2 separate regions of the Homo sapiens genome follow, and region 2 is linked to region 1. A link is a contact called in ENCODE Hi-C data. All regions are on one chromosome and are shown on one strand. The core of a region is the stretch at or near the end of the contact, and the rest is flanking DNA. Distances in the headings are between cores, read along the strand shown.

What was found. Hi-C counts contacts between places; a loop is a spot of excess contacts on that map. Pooled maps may share reads with other maps.
Region 2: a pooled map shows a loop between it and region 1 (3-fold over the local background). The contact joins the enhancer-like site here to the promoter of CLLU1-AS1 in region 1. A Hi-C loop is called at or near these places in 2 of 37 single-sample maps with no recorded cell type and 2 of 50 pooled maps.

What each region holds. Positions count from the first base shown.
Region 1 is chr12:92,431,204-92,435,086 of GRCh38, forward strand. It overlaps CLLU1-AS1 (CLLU1 antisense RNA 1), which reads right to left and starts at 1,796. Exons shown (of 3, transcript NR_144319.2): 1 at 1,707-1,796. RefSeq lists enhancers at 1,688-1,987, 3,451-3,510, 3,531-3,590.
Region 2 is chr12:93,166,606-93,170,135 of GRCh38, forward strand. All of the region lies in intron 3 of LOC643339 (a long non-coding RNA gene), which reads right to left. Among named protein-coding and RNA genes, the nearest start is that of LINC02412, 6.0 kb to the right of the region's middle. RefSeq lists an enhancer at 1,086-1,635. Within about 2 kb of position 1,311, at least 8 of the 41 ENCODE cell types and tissues checked have a DNase peak (open chromatin) inside an H3K27ac peak, as active enhancers do.

The DNA.
Region 1 (3,883 bases), core at 546-3,045:
TTGTCTCTGCCCTATGTGGTATCAGCAGGGGGAGGCTTGACGGACTGGCACATGCCCTTCCAGAATGGCCCACTCGCATGCCTGCCAAGTTGGTGCTGGCTCTTGGCTGGGAGCTCAGCTGGGGCTGAGTGCTAGGGTCCCTGGGAGGTTCCTTGTGGCCTGAACTTCCTCACCACAAGGCGGCTGCGGTGCGAGAGTGAGCATTTCAAGATAGAGCCAAGATGACACTGTATTACTGTGTAAGACCCAGCCTGGGAATTAATGTAGCCTCACTTCCATCCCACTCTATTTTTAAAAAGTGAATTATTAAGGTCACCCCATATTCAAGGGGATAGGAATTAGACTTCATCTGTATTAAGAAAAATGTTTTTAAAAATTGTAGACATGTTTTAAAATTCTAAAGTCCACTTACTGGCTGCAGATTATTTATATATACATGCAAGATACACTCCTACATTCTCTTCTTAGAAGGCTCAGTTGCAGGTACAGATGAAGCTCTTCAAGTGAGATTTCTTATGTATTTATCCTCTCAATCTGAAGACTTGTAAACTAAGAGACAAGTTATTTGCAACCTACATACGCAATATTCAATGGTAAAGTATACATAGGACAGCCACTACAGACACTCTTGTTTTAAATAGAGGAAAATGAGAGCACATAACAGTCATTGGCTCATAGCAACTCTGATATCCAGACAGCAAACACAAGCAGGTCTTTTTTTAGGTCTCAGTCCTACTGCCTGGATTCCCTACTGCTCTTGGGTCTTCCCTCCAGGTTCTTGGTTCTTGGACCTCTTTTCATTTAATACTATTTCTGTTCCTTTAAGTTCAAGCTGGCAAAATATGATTGTACAATTCTGTTTAAAATTCCAGGACTTCCTGTGATTCTTATTGGGGAATACTCCATTAGACAAGAATCTCTTTGACATAAGCCATTCTCTACCTGAGATCCCTGTAAGGCTGTGATGGGACCACATAACCTTAAAATTATTAGAAGACTCATTGTTTACTGAGAGAATATGCCTAGCATATGCTTAGATCCTTAGAGGAACTCTGTTTCAAAGGGCTTATGAGACATTACCTTATATCTTTCTAAGGTACAAACAAAAGGTCTTTGGCTTTTGAGTTTGATCTTTGAGCTGACACCTTTTCTTAATTTGAGAATCCCCTGCTCTATGGAGAGACTGACAAAGAGAAATAGTTTTATATTTGAATGTAACATCTTGGATCTTTAATAGATTATCTTAAAATTTTCCTGAAAATGTAACAGTTCCTTTTTTTAAAATTCATTCTCCCTACACACTTATTATATATGACTAAAAGAAACTCCCTGGCATTTTCAACATTCTGGTTAGAATTTTTCTTAGCCCAATCTACCAGTTTATTAGGTATATTTGTATTTTCCACGTCACTGTAGGTGACAATCTTGCTAAACTTTCTGCCACTACATAACAAGGATCCCTTTCTCCAGTTTTCAGTAACAATCTACCAATAGCCTCCTCAAGGTCTACCAAGCTTCTACTAAAAATCTCTTTCAGCCCCTTCCAACTTCTGCCCACCAACTAGTCCCAGAAGCAATACCCATGTTTTAGGTTTCATTATAGCAGCATCTAGTTTCGAGTTCTCAGAACCTGTTTCGATCATGTTTCACTGTTTCCAAAACATCCCAAAACAGTAGCTTAAGACAGTAACACTTATTTTGCTCACAGGCTGTACGGGAAGCATGGCTGGAGAGGTCTCAGGAAATATACAATCATGGTGGAAGGCAAAGAGGAAGGAGGTATGTCTTACATGGCCAGAGCAGGAGAAAGAGAAGGGGAAGGTGCCACACACTTTTTAGAAACCCAGATCTCATGAGAACTTACTCACTATCATGAGAACAGCAAAGAAGAAATCTGTCTCCATGATCCAATCACCTCCCACCAGGCCCCTCCTCCCACACTGGGGATTACAATTCGACATGAGATTTGGGCAGGGACACAAATCCAAACCATAACAGTTGGCAACCCTTTTTTAAAGAAAGTAATGACATCAACTCCTTGGGGATGTGGATTGGGGGAGAATATTGGAGAGGATCCAGGGGAAGTGAAGATATCAAGTTCTTTATACATAAATAGATCTATCTTTTTAGGGAAGTAGAATATGTCATTTAGGATAGGGAAAGTTGAAGATGTTACTCTATTCAGCTTTAGGGAAACTCCAAGATGTAACACTATGTCCTGTGAATATTAGTCTTGTGGAAAGTGCTCCATTGGAAGAAGACAGAAAATGTCCTGCTGCACAGAGATCCATATCTTCATGCCACGTCTTGCAAATGCAGTCAGGGAGCTTGCTCTAAATTCGTGTTGCCTTTTAGGAAGTTACAGAGCATATTTCTTTATATCTTCTTTATTTTTGCCCTTGATAGGAGACTGCCAGGGATTCAGTTATTATAATTTTACATTTATTTATCCTTTTCTGGGAGCATCTCATACCTTTTTTACTAGAGAGGCCAAGGTCACAATTAAGATTAGGGAGACAATACAGAGTCAAGACACCTGAATTTTGCCACACTACTCTTGGGCCACTTTAATTGGTGTTTCTGGGCCTCATTTTTATTACTATTATTATTAATTATTTTATGGTGTGTATAGGAGCTGGAAGATAGTGACTTCTATTAGAATTTATTCTTATAAACAATGCTGTATGGCTCTTGGATTAAGAAGTAAATAGAAAACAAAAAGGGTCTTTGAACTGCTGTCTCTTCTAGGTCTTCTCAGAGTGCTACTGGGAATTAGATGGGATTAGATGGGTGAATTTCCTTTTTCTTTTGTTTGAGAGGTCTAGATTTTTGAAGTATCTAAACCATCTTTAGATCTAAGTTAATCTCCAAAAAGCTTTATTGCCTGAAACATTCCAGTTCTAGGAAGTTTGCATTTCTCTGAGTGTAAGGGTCTGGTCTGTAACTCCTTGAGATCAGGAATGTGTCTTTTTATCCCCATAGTTCAGCGCCTACCCTAGTGTCTTCCCTACAAGTGATCATTGAATGAAGAAAGGAATAAATTCCTTCTTCTCTAACATACATCAGAGACCTCTGACCCTTATTGGGTCCCCCTTCCCTATTGATATACCTCTCCATCTCCAGACATCCACATGGCCTCCTAGGGGTATGGGATTCTTCACTCTTCTCCTGGTACAAGCTCCTTGCCTGAAATTTTTCTGACCCACCCCCATTTCTAACCGTCACAGGTTTAGATTTTCTGAAGCAAACATACAGACAGAGTTCGAGTTACAAGACATTTAATAGGAATCGACTCTTGTGAAAGGAAGAGGGGAAGATGTGGGACTGGGCTCAGTGAGAAGCCAAGCTGTGACACAATGAAAACCTCAGCCCACCCTGCACAGAGCTCAGGAATGAGTGTCACGTGTTAGAGCTGACCTGGGTCAGGTCAACATTGCTGGGTGTTTCTGCTTCTGCCTCGTTCAGTTGTCAGATGCAAGCTGACCTGGGAAGGGTTTGACTGGGCAAGATGGCTGTCTGCAGATGAGGTCAATCAGAAGGGGCTGACAGCCAAAAGTGGTTTGCTCATCTCACTACCCACAGCTGGGTGGCAAGTCCTTCAAGAGGGAGCTGGATGATGCTTCTCCACCTCTACCACACCAAACAAAGCATTTCTTTCTTATTCTTTTTCTTCCTGTCTCCCTTCCCCCTCCCCCCTCTCCCCTTTTCTCCTCCTCCTCCTCCTCCTCCTTCTTCTTCTTCTTCCTCTTTTTTCTCCTTCCTCTTTCTTTAGAGACAGGGTCTTGCTTGGTTGCCCAGGCTGGAGTGCAGTGGCAAGGTCATAGCTCACTGCAGCCTCAACCTCCTGTGTTTAAGCAATCCTCTCACCTTGGCCTCCCAAGTA
Region 2 (3,530 bases), core at 61-2,560, 730 kb after region 1:
TTTAGATGTAATAATGGTATTGTGGTTATATTTTGAAAAGATTTCATATCTTGAAGAGAAATGTACTGAAATATTTTTGGCTAAAATGATGTGTCTAGGAATTGCTTCAATATGGAGGAGAGCGAGTGGAAATCCAGACGAAGCAGGAATGGCCATCAGTCGATGATTTTTACAGCTGGATGTTAGGTTCATGGAGGAAAGTGGGGTTCATTATACTTTTTGTTCTACTTCAGTATATGTTTGAAATTTTCTGTAATAAAAGTTTAATCTCCCCAGTTTTGTGAACTATTCTATTTATTTTATCCTCATCCTTTAACACACCTATGTACACGGAACTTCCTGTGTAAAATGTTTATTGAGTGTTTATTCCCCAGAGGAGAAGCAAAGAGGAAGTAAGAGTAGGATATTTTTGAACTATGTACAAATACAACCAGTTTCAGACCCTTTTATATGATCTATACTCATTCTAGACTGAGCCACATAGAAGAGCTGTTCCTGAAGTCAGATCAGCCTGGTTACCTCTAAAAGACCAAAAGACTAAACTAAAACAGCCTTTTTTTTCTTCTGTGGAAGCGTACATGTGTGTTTGCATGTGTACGTGTACCGAACAGCTGTCATGGACCTTTGTGCAGGCTGTGCACTGCACAAGTTTGTCACATCTAAGGGGGCATGCTTCACCTCATCAACACATTGCAGATCTATATATTTATTGTGACAACAGTCTTGTAAGTGGCAGCAAAATGTCTTCTTCTAACAAAATTGGTATTTTTGATAACTTTCCAAAAGATGGAAGCAAAAATATCTTAAAGTAGGGACTTCTTTTCTAATTATGTACTTATGGTATGGGCTAGCAGTGGACCTGAACTGACTGTCTTGCCTGAGTTTGAATCTCTTCCCCCAAACTCACTCACTGAGTTTGTTATTTAATAGCCTTGAGTTCAAGTTTCTTCATCTGTAAAATGGGATGATAATATTATGTACCCTGAGAGCACTGTTCAGAGCATTAAATGCATATAGACAGTATCTGGCCCATAGGAAGCCTTCAAAAAGTGTTAGAGATTAGCTATTACCATATCTGTTCACCCATATCAAATTTTATAGGTGTCGGTATGTTGCGTTATTCATAAACTCAACTAATAAATTTTGCAGTGGACTGAAAAAAGACTGTCTCCACTATTTCATGAATCCAAACTATTTTAAAAAGAGGATTTTCCCCTAACCATCAGTTCTGAAAAATGCAAGGAAGCTCAAGCTCCAGGTAAGCAGCCAGGGTTTCTAAGCCTCTCTGCGCACAGAAGCTGTGTGCATATGCTAATGAGGAACCTTTGAAGAAAAGTGCTGGGGTTTTTCCAACGCTCTAACTACTTGGCCAGTAAGCCTTTAATGATGGGAAAAGACCCAGTGGGAGTTGCCAGCCACAAAAGGGGTTTTACCTCACAGGCAGAATAGTCAAAATGCTTCAAGACGTTAAAAGCCTATTTTTAAAAGGAAAGAACACAGAGTATGTCTTTAACTTGATGTTAAAAATAAACTCAGCCGCCTCCTCTGCGTTTCCCACCCTCTCCCACTGTCCTTCCGTCCCCTGCACTGCCCTAAAGGAAAGAAAGAGTGCTTTTGTTTCATTTTTATTTTTCTCATGAGCTTTTCTTTCATTATTATTTGTTTACTCTTAGCCAAACTTGTTTTTCCGTTCACAAAACAAGTTGCATTTTTCTCTTAAAAATTCCTCGGGGATTCCCAGGAAGCAAGACGGATTATCAATTAGAACTAGCCCGTGTCAGGATGAGTAAAAGATTCGCGCGGAGATAAGCAAAGTGGAGCCCTTACGGCGTCCCTTGTGCCCAGAAAGTATCTGCAGGGGACGTTGTTCAAGCAAGGGGGCCTTTTATTTATTTTTTATTTTTTTATTTTATGTATGTATGTATTTATTTATTTTTGAGATGGAGTTTCACTTTTGTTGCCCAGACTGGAGTGCAATGGCGCGATCTCGGCTTACTGCAACCTCTGCCTCCCGGGTTCAAGTTCTTCTCCTGCCTCAGCCTCCCAAGTAGCTGGAATTACAGGCATGCACCACCACGCCCGGCTAGTTTTGTATTTTTAATAGAGACGGGGTTTCTCCATGTTGGTCAGGCTGGTCTCAAACTCCCGACCCCCACGATCCTCCTGCCTCAGCCTCCCAAAGTGCTGGGATTTGAATGCTTTTTCATATTGGGGTTTAAGTACAGACACTTCCTGAGGCATGACTAGACATAGCAACACTACTTTGCTGAGCTGCCTTCAATAAATTCCATTAAGCAGCCATAAAATTCCAATAGATCAGATGTGCCAGTTTTTGTTCATGAAAAAGCTAATCTGTGTAGCAGAAAAGCTGCCAGCTGGAGTGGAAAAGCTGGATTTCTTATTGTATATTGATGGCGGAGGGATTTCAAGACCCCAGTGGAAGCCAAAGTTGTTGAAAGACAAGGAGACCCAGGCCTGTGCATAGTACTATGATTTCACTGGAGGGAAATATAAGAGATGAAGGGGTGGCTGAAGGCTTGAGACCCTGTTTACTTAAAAATATTAAAAAAAAAAAAAAAAGAAAGCCCTTAGGCAATATAAGATAAAGGAAAAAACAGCAAAAATCATTTTAAGAAATAAAATTCTGCCAGTGTGGTGGTAAACACCTGTAATCCCAGCACTTTGGGAGGCCAAGGCGGAAGGATCACTTGAGCCCAGGAGTATGAGACCAGCCTGGGCAGCATGGTGAAACCCCGTCTCTACAAAGATACAAAAGCTAGCTGAATGTGGTGGCATGCACCTGTAGTACCAGATACTCTGAGGGAGTGGGGGAGGCTGAGGCGGGGGATGGCTTGAGCAGGGTAGAGAGAGACCTGGAAGGAAGGAAGGAAGGAAGGAAGGAAGGAAGGAAGGAAGGAGAGAAAGAGAGAAAGAAAGGAAGGAGGGAGGGAGAGAGGGGAGGAAGGAAGGAGAGAGAAAGAGAGGAAGGAAGGAAGGAGGGAGGGAGGGAAGAAAGGAAGGGGAGGGAGGGAGGGAAAGGAAGGAGGGAAAAGGAAAGAAAAGAAGAAAAGAAAGAAAAAGCTCTAGCTGGGTGTGGTGGCTTGTGTCTGTAGTCCAGATATTGGGCAGGCTGAAGCAGGAGGATTGCTGGAGCCCAGGAGTTTGAGGCCAACCTGGGCAAAGTAGCAAGACCCCATCTCTTTAGAAAATTAGAAAACAAAGTTCCTGTCTAGGGTTGGCCTCTAACTTGCAGCATGACCTCAGTCCAGTGATTTTCTTCCCTACAATTTCTTTTTCACAAAATCAGATCCCTCTCTTCTTGAATCTGTTCTTTAATAGGAATATATAATTGATAAATTACATATAATTGAAAACAAGATATTACATCAGAGCGCTTAATAAGTGAAAATCACAGTACAAACGCATGCTTAAACACTGTTGAAATTTAATGAAGTAATTTTGACACATGTCTAGAAAGTCAGAAGGGAAATTTTGTTACTAAAGGTTGAGTTTGAGCCAATTGTTTTCCA